Regions from separate parts of the Homo sapiens genome. Here region 1 is linked to region 2. The links are chromatin loops, found by intact Hi-C in ENCODE. Cell type or tissue: PC-9. All regions are shown on one strand. Each heading gives the region's core, and the rest is flanking DNA. Links, peaks and the distances in the headings are about the cores only.

Region 1 (8,523 bases), core at 408-8,407, 59 kb after region 2:
GACCCAACAATATTGAAATTAGGCTAGTTAATAACCCTACAATGTCTTCTAAGCATTTAAATGAAAGGAAGAGTTGCTGTCTCTCACTTTAAATCCAAGGCTGATCCAGGTGAGAAGGCATGCCTATAGTACCAGCTCCTCAAGAGCTGAGGCAGGAGGATAGCTTGAGCCAAGGAGCTGGAGTCCAGCCTGGGCTATGCAGCAAGACCCTGTCTCTCTTTGAAAAAAAAATATCAAAAGCTGGAAATGATTAAGCTCAGCAAGGAAGGCACATCAAAAGCTAAGATAATCTGAAAGCTAGGCCTCTCATGCCAGTTAGCCAAGTCGCAAATACAAAAGAAATGTTCTTGAAGGACATTAAAAGTGCTATTACAGTGAACACATGAATGATAAGCAAAAAAAACCAGCCTTATTTCTGATATGGAGAAAGTTTTAGTGCTCTGGATAGAAGACCACACCAGCCACAACATTCCCTTAAGTCCACCTAGTTGGGCCGGGCGCTGTGGCTCATGCCTGTAATCCTAGCACTTTGGGAGGCTGAGGCGGGCAGATCACAAGGTCAGGAGATTGAGACCATCCTGGCTAACACGGTGAAACCCCGTCTCCACTAAAAATACAAAAAAATTAGCCAGACGTGGTGGCGGATGCCTGTAGTCCCAGGTACTCGAGAGGCTGAGGCAGGAGAATGTCATGAACCCAGGAGGCGGAGCTTGTAGTGAGCTGAGATTGCGCCACTGCACTCCAGCCTGGGCGACAGATGAGACTCCAACTCAAAAAAAAAAAAAAAAAAAGTCCACCTGGTCAAGAGCAAGGCCCTAACTCTCTTCAATTCTATGAAGGGTGAGAGAAGTGAGGAAGAAAAAAGTTTGAAGCGAGCCGAGGTTGGTTCAGGAAAGAGGTTATCTCCATAACATAAAAGTGCAAGGTGAAGCAGCAAGTGTTGATGCAGAACCTGAAGCAAGTTGTCCAGAAGATCTAGCTAAGACAATTGATGAAGATGGCTACACTAACAGATTTTGAATGTAGATGAAACAGCCTTCTACAGAAGAATATGCCATCTAGGACTTTCATGGCTAGAGAGAAGTCAATGCTTCAAAACTTCAAAGGGATGGCTGACTTTCTTGTTAGGGGTTAACACAGCCGGTTCCTTTATTTTTTTATTTTTTATTTTTCTGAGATAGGGTCTCACTCTGTCACACAGGCTGGAGTGCAGCGGCACAATCTCAGCTCACTGCAACTTCTGCCTCATGGGTTCAAGTGATTCTCATGCCTCAAGTAGCTGGGATTACAGGCACATGTCACCATGCCCAGCTGATTTTTTTTTTTTTTGTATTTTTAGCAGAGATAGGGTTTCACCATGCTGGCCAGGCTGGTCTCAAGCTCCTGACTTCAAATGATCTGCCCGCCTAGGCCTCCCAAAGTGCTGGGATTACAGGCGTGAGTCACCGCACCCAGCCAGCTGGTTCCTTTAAGTTGAAAGCAATGCTTACTTATCATTCCAAAAATCCTAAGGCCCTTCAGAATTATACTAAATTGGTTCTGCCTGTGCTCCATCAATGGCCCAACAAAGCAGGGATGACAGCACATTTGTTTACAGCATGGTTTACTGAATATTTTAAGCCCACTGTTGAGACCTACTGCCCAGAAAAAATGATTCCTTTCAGAATATTACTGCTCATTGACAATGCATCTAGTCACCCAAAGACTCTGATGGAGATGTAGTAGAAGAGCAATATTGTTTTCATTTCTGCTAACACAATATCCATTTTGTAGCCCATGGATCAAGAAGTAATTTCCAATCTCAAGTCTTATTATTTAAGAAATACATTTTGTAAGGCTATAACTACCATAGATAATGATTTTTCTGATGAATCTGGTCAAAGTAAATTGAAAACCTTCTGAAAAAGATTTGCTATTCCAGGTGCCATTAAGAACATTCATGATTCATGAGAAAAGATCAAAACATTGAGATTAACAGGAGTCTGGAGGAAGGTGATTCCAACTCTCATGGATGACTTTGAGGGGTTCAGGACTTCAGTGTAGGAAGTAATTGCAGACATAGTGGAAATAGCAAGAGAGCTAGAATCAGAAATGGAACCTGAAGTTGTGATCAAATTGCTGCAATCTCATGATAAAACTGGAATGGTGAGGAGTTGTTTCTTAGGGGGTAGAATCTACTCCTATTCCATTGACGATGGAGCTTTAAAACAACAAACAAACAAACAGAAAAGAGTTTACTCATGGTGAAGACACTGTAATCATTATTGAAATGACAAAAAAGAATTTAGAATATTCCATAAACTTAGAGGATACAGCAGCGGCGGGGCTTGAGAGGACTGATGCCAAGTTTGAAAGAAGTTCTATTGTGGGTAAAATGCTATGAAACAGCATTACATCCTACAGAGAAATCTTTCATGAAAGAAAGAGTCGGCTGGGCGCCGTGGCTCACGCTTGTAATCCCAGAACTTTGGGAGGCGGAGGCGGGCGGATCACCTGAGGTTGGGAGTTTGAGACCAGCCTGACCAACATGGAGAAACCCGGTCTCTACTAAAAACACAAAATTAGCTGGGCGTGGTGCTGCATGCCTGTAATCCCAGCTACTTGGGAGGCTGAGGCAGGAGAATCTCTTGAACCCGGGAGGCAGAGGTTGTAGTGAGCGGAGATTGTGCCATTGCACTCCAGCCTGGGCAACAAGAGCAAAACTCCGTCTCAAAAACAAACAAACAAATACAAAACTAACTTGGTGTGGTGGTGCACCTAATCCCAGCTACTCTGGAGGCTGAGGCAGAAGAATATCTTGAACCCGAGAGGCAGAGGTTGCAGTAAGCCGAGATCGCATCATTGCACTTCAGCTTGGGCAACAAGAGTGAAACTCCATCTGAAAAAAAAATAAAAAAGAAAGGAAGAGTCAACTGATGTGGCAACCTTCACTGTTGTCATATTGTAAGAAACTGCTGCAGCCACCTCTGCTTTCAGCAAGTGCTACCCTCATCAGTTAGCAGCCATTAACACTGAGGCAAGACCCTCCACCAGCAGAAAGATGATGACTCTCTCTGAAGACTCAGATGATTGTTAGCACTTTTTAGCAACAAAGTATATTTAAATTAAGGTATGCACATTTTTTTAGACATAATGCCATTGCACACCTGATAGACTACAGTATAGTGCAAATGTAACTTTCCTATGCACTGGGAAACCAAATAATTTGTGTTGCTCACATTGTATTGTGATATTAGTTTTATTGCAGTGCTCTGAAGCCTAATCTGCAGTATCTCCAAGGTATGCCTGTAGACACATGGCCAAGGGTTCTTCTCTGAGCCTTGACATGTGCTTACGTAAATGAGAGGCCTGAAGCTTAAGCATTGTTAGCTTTGAGATAAATTTTTATTGTATTTTATTTATTTTATTTTTCAAGACAGGGTCTCACTCTTGTCACCCAGGCTGGGTGCATTGGCACGATCATGGCTCAGAGCAGCCTCAACCTCCGAGGCTCAAGTGACCCTCCTAGTGCAGCCTCCCAAGTAGCTGGGACCACTGGCATGTACCACTATGCCTGGCTAATTTTTGATTTTTTGTAGAGATGGGATCTCCCTATGTTGCCCAGGCTGGTCTCAAACTCCTGGATGTAAGCAATCCTCCTGCCTTGGGCTCCCAAAGTACTGGGATTACAGGCATGTAATTGCCTGCTGGGAGGCAAGTCCCTTACACTGCACTCTGTCATTCCCTCCTTCCTGCCATAACTTTTTTAATTTTTCTTTGAGACAGAGTCTTGCATTGTTGCCTGGGCTGGAGTGATCTTGGCTCACTGCAATCTCCCCCTCCTGGCTTCAAGTGATTCTCCTGCCTGAGCCTCCTGAGTAGCTGGGATTACAGGTGCCTGCCACCACCCCCGGCTAATTTTTTGTATTTTTAGTAGAGACGGGGTTTCACTATGTCGGCCAGGCTGGTCTCGAACTCCTGACCTCGTGATCTGCCCACCTTGGCCTCCCAAAGTGCTGGGATTACAGGCATGAGCCACCGCGCCCAGCCCTTTCTGCCTCAACTTTGCACCTTTTCTTCAGAGAGTTACCCTGGGCTGAGAAAAGAATAGATTTTCAATTTGGACAGTTTTTTCTTGGCTTGTTTCCTCTTTGGTTACACGGATAGTAACTATGTCATGCAGATGTGCCTGGGAGAATGGGGTGAATACAGGAAGCACCTTATTCACAGTGGGCCGGTTACTTGTCTTCCCTTCTTTCTGAGCTGCAGGGAACGGGGTTCTAATGCCAAGGCTTAGTAAGGAAGGTTCCCACGAACAAAACAGCCCCTTCTCTCAGTCCCAAGCCTCCCAGGGACTGTGCTCCTCCTCTTCAGGCCTTCCCTTCTCCCTCTGATTAAGCCTTCAACACTTGGTGGGACTGGGCAGGGGACACAATTTTGTACTCTTGATCCCAAAGGAGATAAAGGCTGGGAAATCTAGGGAAGGAATGTGAAGCCTGTTGGAGTAAGTCCTTTTAAAAGCAGCAAGAAGTGACCTTGTCTCCCTCTTTCCATTCCCCCGGGGCTTGTGAATAGCCTTCAGTGCCCAAGTTGGAGTAAGAGCTTCAGAAAGACTGGCTGTGAGGGTTTGGAGAGAGGTTTGAGAAAGCAGCTCAGAGACTCACAGAGTCACACCAAGAGCTTAGCTAATCAGCTAATCAGCACTGGAGGAAGACAAATGTCCTTGGTCTGGTGGGACAGCTTCGTGAGGCTTGGAGCATGCAGCCTACCAAAGTGAGCTCAGTGCCAGCCCTGCAAGTTGGGAGGTAGAGAGGCCAAACCAAATTGGAAAAAATGACAAAACCCCTATGTACTTTCTAGAACAATACATACCAGCTAGGAAGTGTTAAAAGACAAGCTCCCCAAAGTCAGTTCCTTAGCTTTTGACTTATTCTAATGTAGGGCCTCCATTTTTAATAAACTCTCCCAGGTGATTCTTAGCTGCAGATTTGAGGCCCGCAATTTAAGAAACTGCTCTTGAGACTGCATAGACATCCTCAGGGCTGGAAGTTCTTTGTTGACCCGACCAGATTCTCTCCTGCTGTGGAACTGGTTTGTCCTGATCCTGCTGGCTTCTCTGCAGACTACACTCATCAGGGGTTGGCTTGGCGCCTCCTGGGCAATGGGGCAAGAGTAATCATAGCAACCTAGGTGAAGTCCCAGGGGAAAACTGTGACCCTGGGCCAGGCTCCTGGGGCCGCTGACAGTTAGAACCCCCTCGGCCCATAGTAAGTTCTTTAGGTTCGGGTTCTGACCGAAAAGTTTGGCCAAAGCCAAAGTGGAGAGCAGGGCACGCCAGGGCGGGTCAATCCTTCAGAGCCGCGGTTGGGCTGGAGCGTGGAGCTGCAACGGTTGGAGCGACGGGCTCCGGTTCCTAAGCCACCAGCACAAGGCAACTGCCCGCTGGAGGTGGGAGGGGCGGGGCCGGGGGCGGGGCCTGAGCCGAAGAACGCGGGCTAGTGGTTGCCAAGGTAACGCGTCAACACTAGGGCCTTGGCGGCGCCGAGGCGGCAGCAGAAGTCCGGAGTCAGGGCGTGTGGCTGAGGAGATGGTGAGGGAGAACCTCAGATGGGCCCCTTGTGTCCTGAATTGGGTGGGGGCTCTGAGTGGGGAAAGTGGGGGCCTAGGGGAGGTCACAGTTGGGTCTAGGGGTCAGGAGGGCCCAGGAGTAAGGAGAACACCTCTAGAAGAAGCAAGGGAGATCCTGAGGTGGGTTCAAAAGAGGAATTAGGGATAGCATCGATAACGATTGGAAATGTGGAGCGCGCTGAGCGGAGGAGTTGGGGAGAAAGGGATGCCCCAACCCTCTCCCCGTTGCCATTACAGCGGGGCCTCTGTGGACCAAAGATTGTGGATGTGGTGTGGGAAAAAGCACTGGTGGGCCGGGCGCGGTGGCTTACGCCTGTAATCCCAGCACTTTGGGAGGCAGAGGCGGGCGGATCATGAGGTCAGGAGATCGAGACCATCCTGGCTAACACAGTGAAACCCCGCCTCTACTAAAAATACAAAAAATTAGCCGGGCGTGGTGGCGGGCGCCTGTAGTCCCAGCTACTCGGGAGGCTGAGGCAGGAGAATGGCGTGAACCCGGGAGGCGGAGCTTGCAGTGAGCCGAGATCGCGCCACTGCACTCCAGCCTGGGCGACACAGCGAGACTCCGTCTCAAAAAAAAAAAAAAAAAAAAAAAGCACTGGTGAGGAGGCCAGATAATGGGTCGTGGTACCTGTTTTGCCACTAACTAGCAAGGTGACTGTGGGTAAGTCATCTAATGTGCCCGAGCCTCAGGTTTTTCTTCTGTTAGCAGGGCTTTGTATCCCTCAGTAGTTAGTCAATAAATATTTGGCAGTGAATGAATGAATGAATAAATGAGTGAGTGAGTGAGGAGGGTCTCAGGTTTGCAAGGCCCGGGAGAGAGATTGGGACAGGACTGGCAGCCTGGGGTTTGCTGGGATGGGGAGGGCTGTCAGGGTACTGAGGGCTGAGAAGGCCAGCAAAGCCTGGGAGGAACCATGAAGGGGATGCCTGGGCTTGAGTGTGTTGGTCCCAGAGGGGAGGGGAAGGGCAGATGATAAGTGTTGGAGTCTTGGGTTATTGGAACTGACCTAGAATGTCTGGGGCACAACAGGTGGCAAAGGTTGCTACTTGGATGTACTTGTGGACAGACTTCAGGCCCAGGGGCTGCATTGCTTTTCTGGGGCTCAGTGGACCTCAGAAGAATTTTGTTAATTATTAAATAAGTCTCCAACAAAGAGCAGTTCCTGACTTTCGAGGACTCCCTGCAGTGTTGTAATTGGGGTGGGGGAGCGTCCCCTTTCACTTATGTATTCTATTTGATTCAGTGTCCCATCTTCTCTCAGCACCTTACAAACACAGTGGCGTATGTATGTATGTGAACACCTACTGTCATGCCTGGTGTCTAAGGGCATATGGTAAATGTTAGTTCCCCTTTTGTCCTCTTTTAAAAATTTCCTATTTCCAAGCTCTCATAGGGCATAAGTTGCACCTGGGCAAGACCTGTGGGCTTCAGAGCACCCAGATCAGGGATTCCCCATCCAGGAGCCACTCAGGGCAGGGGTTTGACTCACTCACTGAGCCCCTCTGTAATTCCTGGGACAGGACTGGGCATATAGACACCTTTGAGAAGCAGTGGGTCTAAGTTAGTGATCTCTGGCAGGCCAGCTGTGTGTGTTCGTGTACGTATAGTGCTACTCACTAGGTTTGGAGAATATTTAAAGGCATGAGAAGAGATAGTAGTGGTGGTGAGGGTCACAATTAGGCAGACTTCCAGAACTCTTACAAAAATAATGATTAAAATCCTGCAGAAGGAGAGATGGGGACCTCAGTACTGACTAGGATGTTATCTTCTGGTGGCATCCTACAGATGGCCAACTTGGTCCCAATTGAAGAAAGAGGATAATTGCGTGGATCACTCAGAGTAAAAGGCAAGGGGTCTCGTGCATGGGAATCTCCCTTTCTTGGTAACCAAAGTCTACAGAAAGGGAAGTAGAACCAGGCCAAGAGTTTGAAGCCTGAATTTGCCAGCCTGCGGAGACTGTGCAAAAGAAGAACTAGATCTCAGAATGGGTAAGACATCTAGGAAAAGACATATCTTTCCTGAACATGTCAACCTGTTTAGTTGACAGGTGTTGAAGTTACATCAGGGAAACTTCACACTGACCTATTCTAGCCCCATTCCAGCTTTGTCTTGCTGAATTTGAGTGAAACATTCTGGATCCCAGAATATATAATGCTATGGTTTTTTTGTTTGTTTGTTTGTTTGTTTTCTTTTTTAGGTCTGTACTCTCTTGCTTTCAGAGTTCGGGCACCAGGCCCATTGCTATGCTTTGTTTTCAAATAAAAATTGTTTTATTGTTTTTTTTTTCTGGTCATAAAATTGGTATCTACTCATTGCAGGAAATTATTCAATAAAGAAACATCTTAAGATGGTAAAGGTTCCTGACATACTGTTAAACATTTTTTTGAACATGCTTTCAGTAATACATTCTGGGCACATACCTGCCATACAAACATCTTTACAAGAGTACTTCTACATTTCTTTTTCTTTTTGAGATGGAGTCTTGCTCTGTCGCCTAGGCTGGAGTGCAGTGGCGTGATCTCAGCTCACTGCAACCTCCACCTCCCAGGTTCAAGCGATTCTCCTGCCTCAGCCTCCTGAGTAGCTGGGACTACAGGCGTGTGCCACCATGCCCAGCTAATTTTTGTATTTTTTGTAGAGACGAGTTTCACCATGTTGGACAGGCTGGTCTCAAATTCCTGACCTCAGGTGATCCACCCACTTTGGCCTCCCAAAGTGCTGGGATTACAGGCGTGAGCCACCATGCCTGGCCAAGAATACTTATGTATTTCTTTATTATTATTATTTTTTGAGACAGTGTCTTGCTCTGTCACCCAGGCTGGAGTGCAGTGGCTCAACCTTGGCTCACTGCAACCTCTGCCTCCCGGGATCAAGCAATCCTTCCGCCTCAGCCTCCCAAGTAGCTGGGACTA
Region 2 (8,523 bases), core at 100-8,099:
TTAATCAAGTAAAATCCTGCCAACAAGACACCGGGAGACCCGAGTTTTGGCCCCAGGTTTGCCGTTAAACTGTGACCTTGAGGGAGTCTCTCCACCACTCCGAACCTCTGGTTTTTGTTTGCTGTTTGTTTGCTTTTTAGTTTTTAATTTGTGAAATAAAGGGTTGGACAAGATCCGTAGATTCTAAACTTTTTTCTTTTAGCGAGAGCACACCATTTTCAAACAAGTTCTGCATCAGAACTCCCTGTGTGAAAAGATAAAAGCAGGCTCTCTGTGGTTGAAGCTCCCTGGCTTTGCACCTGCTTCCCTGCGGCAGTCCTTGAGACAGCTCCTCAGAAAGCCCAGGAGAACAGATTAAAAGCTCCCGGAGCCCCTCTCATATTCTCCAAAGGCCAGACCAAGAATGAAGCAGAGTGTTGTTTCATGGCTTTACTTAGGGGGAAAGAAACCCTTTGTGATTGGAAACAAAAGATATCACTGGCTGGGGAACTTCCTCTCTGCTCCAACAGAACAGAAGAGCAGGTGAAGTGTAGTGATTCCCAAACTTTAGCTTAGAGTAGAATCACTGGGGGACCTTGATAAGTAGGTGGATTCACAAGCCACACTCTGCTTTCTCCCATCATGACTCAGTGGGTCCAAATCAGTGTTTCTGTCTTTTTTGTTTGTTTGTTTGTTTTTTGAGACAGAATCTTGCATTGTCACCTAGGCTGGAGTGTAGTGGCGTGATCTCTGCTCACTGCAACCTCTGCCTCCCAGGTTCAAGCGATTCTTCTGCCTCAGCCTCATGAGTAGCTGGGATTACAGGCACTCGCCACCTTGCCCAGCTAATTTTTTGTATATTTAGTAGAGATGGGATTTGACTATGTTGGCCAGGCTGGTTTTGAACTCCTGACCTCGTGATCTGCCCGCCTCGGCCTCCCAAAGTGCTGGGATTACAGGTGTGAGCCACTGCGCCTGGCCCAAATAAGCATTTTAACTAGCTCTCAGCTTGATTATGATGCAGGTGGTATGAAACCTACATTTTGAGATCAATAAGCATCAGGGAGTCACAGGACATGCAATCAAGAAGAACATGAGCCGAGTCCATTTTAGGAAAGAAGGGCAGACACATTGTACTTAAGAGGTAAGTTGAGGAAAGGGTATGTATGTGCATGAACCAATCTGAGATGTGTGAAGCCTGAGAGACAAGGAATGGGTTGCCCTTACAGTGTGGTTAAGGGGATCAGCCCAGCATGTTCCATCTCTTCATATGTAACAGGCTGATCTGGTGAACAGGTGACTGGCATGGAAAACACCGAGCTGGGTTGTACCTCCCAACAGCAATGCTTGCTGTCTCTTTAGACTGTGGGCTGATTGGTGCTGCCAGCTAACGTTCTTGAATAAACCTATTCTCGTGTCTTATGTTAGAGACTTCCTGTGTATTCTCTTCAATAATTACAGACCCTGGCCAATTACCAAGGGGCCCCAGGTCTTTCTAATGCCAAAGCCCACTGTCTTTATGCTTAACCAACCTTCAGTAATAACCATGACTCACATTCATTGAGCCCTCACCATGTGCCAACTCCATGCCGAATGCTTTCTGCCATTAGTTCATCTGATTTTCCCAACCACCCTATAAAGCGGGTATTGTGAGTATTCCATTCTGCAGACGAAGGAACCCAAGTAGTTTGGTTCCAGAGGCATGCTCTTCGACACTGCCCACCCACCATCTCCTTCTAAATCTTTAGGGCAATTTGTTGACTCAAAAAGGTAAGGGCAGCCTTGAACTCTTAAAGTTTAGCTGTTTCACTATGATTCCTTTAGTAAGATTTTGCTTCTGCTCTAGGGTAACCATAACTTATCCTCCAAACTAGAGCACTTTCTGAGAGTGAAAGGGGGCACTCTTAATAATTAGGGCAGGATAACAGGCTTACATGAGGACCTTCCTAAGAAACCTTAACACACAGTTACCTCACCTGCTCCATTCTCTTGAAATGCCTGCCTTTCACGTAAACCTTCAGTTTTAGCAGATAACTTTGACTCCACTTCAGAGAAAATCGAAGCCACTGTGCAGGCCTTCCCTTAACTGCTTGTCTCATACAAACCTATCTGCATCTCTGCCCATTTTCTTCTCATTATAGCCGAGGCCCATCTTGTAATCCAAGGTCAGTTCCTTTCCCTTGGTTCTGAATCTCAGTTCCCTCCTGTCTTCTGGGTGTGTGTGGGGTGGGGTGGGGTCAGGGAGAGGCCTTGTTCCATTATCATCACCTTTTCCCCAAATCTTCAACCCCTATTCCTACTGGATCTGCTCGTCAGCATTTAAATATGTTCAAATCTCCGCCGCCCACCTCGGCCTCCCAAAGTGCTGGGACTATAGGCGTGAACCGCCGCCCCGGGCCAAAGGTAAACTTCTTGAGTGCATAACTTATAAACTCAGTAGGTCTATATACCCCCAGTGAGCCGCCTGCAGTCCATCTTTGTAGCCTCATCTCCACTCTTAAAACGAAATCATTGGCAATAAAATTATCCCTCTACCCCATGTTTTCCCTTTGCCTCCCATCCTCTGTTCCCCTTGCCGTCAAAGGTAAACCTTTTTTTTTTTTGAGATGGAGTCTTGCTCTGTCCCCAGGCTGGAGTACAGTGGCGCTATCTTGGCTGACTGAAACCTCTAGCTCCTGGGTTCAAGCAATTCTCCTGCCTCAGCCTCCCAGGTACCTGGCATTATAGGCATGTGCCACCACGCTGGGCTAATTTTTGTATTCTTAGTAGAGACGGGGGTTTCACCATGTTGGCCGGGCTGGTCTCGAACTCTTGACCTTGTGATCCGCCCGCCTCCGCCTCCCAAAGTGCTGGGATTATAGGCATGAGCCGCCACGCCCGGCCAAAGGTAAACTTCTTGAGTGCATAACTTATAAACTCAGCAGGTCTATACGCCCCCAGTGAGCGGCCTGCAGTCCGTCTTTGTAGCCTCATCTCCACTCTTCTCTGCCTCCATCTCTCGGCCCTGCCTGTGTGGGCTTCTTCTGTACTTCAGTGTGCCCAGCTCTCTCCCCCACCCCAAGGATCCTGCACAGGCTGCTCCCTCTGCGAGGAACACTCTTTTCTCCTTTGTTTCACAATGACTCCTTTGGGTGCACTTCAACAATTTGCAGACGCTTACAGTTCTCTCCATCCACCTTCATGGTTCAATTGAATAATCACCTTTTTAACACTGACACTTAAAAAAGAAAAAGAAAAGAAAGGAAAAAGAAACCATATATCAAGTGCACAGGCTGGCCTCAGAATAGGATAGAAGACACATGCAGATCTCAACACACATTGCCTCGGGAGGGAGGTGATTTATTTGGAACTTACTTGTTAATGGCTCCTCCAGTACCATGGCTCTGCCGTGTGGGTCCCCAGCTTTCCAGATCCAAAGGGAAGCTAAGGAGAAAGTTGGAGCAAAGGTTTGGCCTTTTATTATCTTTCCTCCATTCTCTCCACCACAGCAGGACCAGCTTTTCACTGCAACCTCTTTCCCAAGGCTGTTACATCAGAATTGGGGTGTGGGTCTGATTTCTCATTGGCTTAATTGCTCCTAAAGATCCAGGAAGAAGAGAGAGAAAGTCTAAACATTACTGGTGCAACTACTTTATTATATATAATAATGTCATAGTTTGGTCTCTCTCCAAAGCACACCCTTAGATAAAAACTTGGGTGGAGGACGTCTTTCTGGGAGATAATCCAAGAAGAAAGAATGAGGAAAATGAGACAAGGAAGGGAGGAAAGCCAAAGAAAAGGGTGTGTTAATAGTTGATTACCGTTGTGGACAACTGGGGCCCAATCCCTCTGAGGAACCAGGGAGAACATGCCTCAGAATTGCTCATGGAATAGGGCAGGGAGGCTGGAACATTTATCCACGTTTACTCACCAACATGGCACTCCCTCAGCTGCACCCCCCCAACCTGCATACTTCCCAGTTGCTTGGCTGAGTGGCCTTCCACTGTCATAGGGAAAGCCTGGAAGTGGCCGGGGGCAGTGACTCATGCCTGTAATCCCAGCACTTTGGGAGGCCAAGGCGGGTGGATCACGAGGTCGGGAGTTCAAGACTAGCCTGGCCAACATGGTGAAACCCGTCTCTACAAAAATTAGCCAGGCGTAGTAGCATGCGCCTGTAATCCCAGCTACTTGGGAGGCTGAGGTGGAAGAATTGCTTGAACCTGGGAGGTGGAGGTTGCAGTTAGCCGAGATGGTACCACTGCACTGAAGCCTTGGCAACAGATCGAAACTCCGTCTCAAAGGAAAAAAAAAAAAAAAAAGATCATCAGAGAAAGCCTGGAAGCAGAAAAACAGACTGCCCAGGTGCAAACTTCATGGGGCACTCCATCATGAAACTGCCCACACAGCAGTGTAGATGCAGCCATAAAAAATGATGAGTTTATGTCCTTTGTAGGGACATGGATGAAGCTGGAAACCATCATTCTCAGCAAACTATCGCAAGGACAAAAAACCAAACACCGCCTGTTCTCACTCATAGGTGGGAATTGAACAATGAGAACACTTGGACACAGGATGGGGAACATCACACACCGGGGACTGTTGTGGGGTGGGGGGAGGGGGGAGGGATAGCATTAGGAGATATACCTAATGCTAAATGACGAGTTAATGGGTGCAGCACACCAACATGGCACATGTATACATATGTAACAAACCTGCACGTTGTGCACATGTACTCTAGAACTTAAAGTATAATATATATATATATATATAAAGAAGTCAGGTGGATAAACAGGCTGTGCTACAGGGAACCCTAAGTGTCTGCTACAAGCAAGATGTTAGAATGGGTCTCTTCCTGCCTTAGTTACGCTACGCTAAGCTGACAGTGTGATGGGTATCAGGAGATCAAAGGCAATGTGAGGGAGATCTGCCCTTGAGGAACGTACAATGGGAGTCAAGGAGAACTGGTGTCACTGCCTTTGGAACCCCCTCATCTATGGATGGAGGGCTGAGAAAGGGAGATCAAGAAAGAGACTTCTTTGGAAAGAACTTTACTGTGAGTCCACACCTCTTCCCCAGGGTATAGTGATGTCACCTCTGACCACAAGCCAAGTAAAGAAGACTTCAAGGGGAGGGCTTAGGGAGCTTTGGAATGTGGCCCCGCAAGTGAGAGTCAGAGGCGACAGGCACCTATGACAGGTCTGGGAGAGTTAAAACCGGTAATGGGCTCCCATGAGGGAGCCAGGAGTATGGTGCCATGTTGTAGATCCTAGGATCTGCCAGGGCAAGGAATGTTTGTCATGGGTAGCTAAGGGCCACCCATGAGACACAGCCTGCTTGGTTGTCCTGGGTGCTGTACGATAGGGGCATTTGGACAGGCCTCTGGGGAGGAGGAGATGAGATGTGTGGCCAGATGTCCAGGGGCTGATGAAGGAGTTGCAAAGGACCACCCAGAATAGAGATGCATCCACCTCCTGGTCAGGGGTAAGAGAGAGGGAACCAGTGGTAAGAGAGAAACTTAACCAGCAAAACTTCCCTTAACAAAAAATAGTTCATCTTAGCCATCTGTGAGGCCCACAGAGTGCAAAGCCACTCAGCTAGGTAAGAAGAGTTTTAACACCTCCCCAACCTCTCCATCCTCCTGGAGTGAGGAAACCTGAGTTGGGGGAGGAGAGTTGAGGGGAAGGAGGAGAACAGATTCAGAGAGGCAAGCTGAGCATAGTAGAGAGCAGAGACTGCTCCCTCCCCGACTACCAGCCTCTAGCCTGGAAGACCTAAGCCAGGGTAAGGGAGATTATTTGATAATAAGGTAAGTTTGGAATTTTGAATATTACATGGCACAGGAAGTACTCATTTCTAAACCGAGACCAGTACTCATTTCTGGACTGAGACCGAGGCCAGAGTTCACATCTGAGGCAGAGAAGACTACCCCACTGAATAAGATTAAAAGGGCAGTGAGAGAAAAAAATTGAAGTTCTATTTGAATCACAATCCATTAGCAAGAATGAAAATTACACTTGGCTAGGCACTGTGGCTCACACTTGTAATCCCAGCACTTTGGGTAGCTGAGGCAGGAGGATCCCCTGAGTCCAGGAGTTTAAGACCAGCTTGGGCAACATAGCCACATCCCATCTCTATAAAAAAAAATTAAAAAACTTAGCTGGGCATGGTGGTGCTCACCTGTAGTCCCAGCTAGTTGGGAGGCTGAGATGGGAAGATCACTTGAGCCCAGGAGGTTGAGGCTGCAGTGAGCCATGATTGCACCACTGCACTCCAGCCTGGGTGATAGAGCAAGACCCTGTCTCTTAATAAAAAAAAAAAAAAGTGAAGAAACGAAAATTAGACTTGACAATCATGCTCTCAGAAGTGACTTTCTCCACACTGGACTCGGAGAGCTCAGTGGGGTGGAAATTATTTTCCTCTCCTCAATAGGCATCATGGACTGTTTATGCCTACTTATGGAGACAGGTTTAATAAATCTGAACAGTTACCTTCTGGCTATCAGCATACTCACTGTAGCAGCCTCGGCTCCCCCTTCAAGAGTAAACACATTTTTGGCTGCAAGAAGTGCAGTTAACCGACAGGCTCTAGCTGCAGCACCTTCGGGATCTACGCTGTTCCCGGCAGCCCCAGCCCATGGCTGTGCACAGCAAGAGTCCTGGCACCAGGACAGTCTTGCACAGCTAGAGTCCCAGTGCCTGGACATGCCTGCCCACCACAGGCCTTCTCTAACGGGCAGTCGGTGCCAGAGCTCCCTGCTAAGTCAGCTGAGACTGTGAGACGCATCAAGGTCTGAGGCCCTTCTGGCTCCACCTGCTTCCTTCTCCATTTATCTTTTCCAGGCCTTTCCCCACATTAAAACTCTTTATCTCTGAACTCCAGCTTCTGCTTCTCAGATAATCTAACGGTATTCTCACCCTTTAAGCTCTGAGCATTATACTCATGACCCTGTTTTCTTTTCTTTCCTTGCTTTTATTTTTTATTTCTATTTTTTAATTCACAAAAATTTATACCTATTTATGGTGTACAACATGTTGTTTTAAAATATGAATATGTTGTGAAATGGCTAAATCGAGCTAATTAACGTAAGTGTTGTCTTATACAACTATCTTTTTTTGTGGTAAGAACACTGAAAATCTACTGTCTTAGCAATTTTTTTTTTAGATGGAGTCTCGCTCTGTCGCCAGGCTGGGGTGCAGTGGCACGATCTCGGCTGACTGCAACCTCCGCCTCCCAGGTTCAAGCAATTCTCCTGCCTCAGCCTCCTGAGTAGCTGGGACTACAGGCGCCCGCCACCACACCTGGCTAATTTTTGTATTTTTAGTAGAAGCAGGATTTCACCATGTTGGCCAGGATTGTCTTGATCTCTTGACCTCGTGATCCACCCGCTTCGGCCTCCCAAAGTGCTGGGATTATAGGTGTGAGCCACTGTGCCTGGCCTGTTTTAGCAATTTTTGAGAATACAATACATTGCTATTAACTGTAGTCACCATATGGTATGATAGATCTCTTGAACTTATTCCTCCTATCTGACTGACTTTTGAAATCTTTCCACCAATATTTCTCCAATCCCCACCCCTCCCACAGCTTCTGGTAACCACCACTCTACTCTCTACTTGTAGTTCAATCTTTTTTTTTTTTTTGTCTTTTTTTTTTTTTTTTGAGACAGAGTCTCGCTCTGTCTCCCAGGCTGGAGTGCAGTGGCACGATCTCGGCTCACTGCAACCTCCGCCTCCCGGATTCACGCCATTCTCCTGCCTCAGCCTCCCGAGTAGCTGAGACTACAGGCACCCGCCACCACGCCCGGCTAAGCTTTTTTGTGTTTTTTAGTAGAGATGGGGTTTCACCCTGTCAGCCAGGATGGTCTTGATCTCCTGACCTTGTGATCCCCCCGCCTCGGCCTCCCAAAGTGCTGGGATTACAGGTGTGAGCCACCGTGCCTGGCCTAGTTTAACCTTTTTATACATTCCACATTAAGTGAACTTATGTGGTATTTGTCTTTCTGTGTCTGGCTTATTTCACTAAACATAATGTCCTCCAGGTTCATCCATGTTGTTGTAAATGGTAGCATTTCCTTCTTTTTGTTGTTGTTGTTGTTTTGTTTTGTTTTGCTTTGCTCCCTCTCAACTTACCACCCGCTACTCAGCTTTCCTCACTCCAGGAGGATGGGGAGGTGTCAAAACTCTTCTTACCTAGCTGAGTGGCTTTGCACTCAGTGGGCCTGGAGGATGGCTAGGATGCACTATTTTCTGTTAAGGGCAGTTTTGCTGGTTAAGTTTTGCTGGTTCCCTCTCTCTTACCCCTGGCTGGGAGTAGATGCATCTCTATTCTGGGTGGTCTCTGCTGGAGTGCAGTGGCATGATCATAGCTCACTGCACCCTCAAACTCCCGGGCTCAACAATCCTCCCACCTCAGCCTCACATATAGCAAGGATTACAGGCATGCATCACCATGCCCTGATCATGTTTAAAAATTTTTTTTGTAGACATGGGGTCTTTCTATGTTGCTTAGGCTGGTCTAAAATTCCTGGCCTCAAGGGATCTTCCTGCCTTGGCCTCCCAAAGCGCT

What was found. A loop is a pair of places that touch in the nucleus more often than their neighbours do. Peaks named below come from ENCODE experiments on the same cell type or tissue, not always from the same donor. Only the 100,000 strongest peaks of a DNase experiment are listed, where the experiment ranks them.
Region 1: a loop joins it to region 2, with 9 times the contacts of the local background. A loop is called at or near these places in 2 of 110 quality-filtered maps.

The regions. Positions count from the first base shown.
Region 1 is chr1:159,897,142-159,905,664 of GRCh38, reverse strand. It overlaps CFAP45 (cilia and flagella associated protein 45), which reads left to right and starts at 5,500. Exons shown (of 12, transcript NM_012337.3): 1 at 5,500-5,569. The coding sequence starts at 5,567. MIR4259 (microRNA 4259) reads left to right here and starts at 5,586; the gene lies at 5,586-5,686. It overlaps LOC124904435 (a long non-coding RNA gene), which reads right to left and starts at 5,415. Exons shown (of 3, transcript XR_007066679.1): 1 at 4,852-5,415; 2 at 2,741-2,878; 3 at 2,112-2,200. In PC-9, for the core only: no CTCF peak of the experiment used is centred there; DNase peaks (open chromatin) are centred at 4,494, 5,084 and 5,454; H3K4me3 peaks cover 1,609 bases; H3K27ac peaks cover 2,594 bases.
Region 2 is chr1:159,956,216-159,964,738 of GRCh38, reverse strand. LINC01133 (long intergenic non-protein coding RNA 1133) reads right to left here and starts at 3,515. Exons shown (of 3, transcript NR_038849.1): 1 at 3,334-3,515. It also overlaps a transcript of SLAMF9 not described here. In PC-9, for the core only: no CTCF peak of the experiment used is centred there; DNase peaks (open chromatin) are centred at 3,618, 3,838 and 5,098; H3K4me3 peaks cover 709 bases; H3K27ac peaks cover 1,591 bases.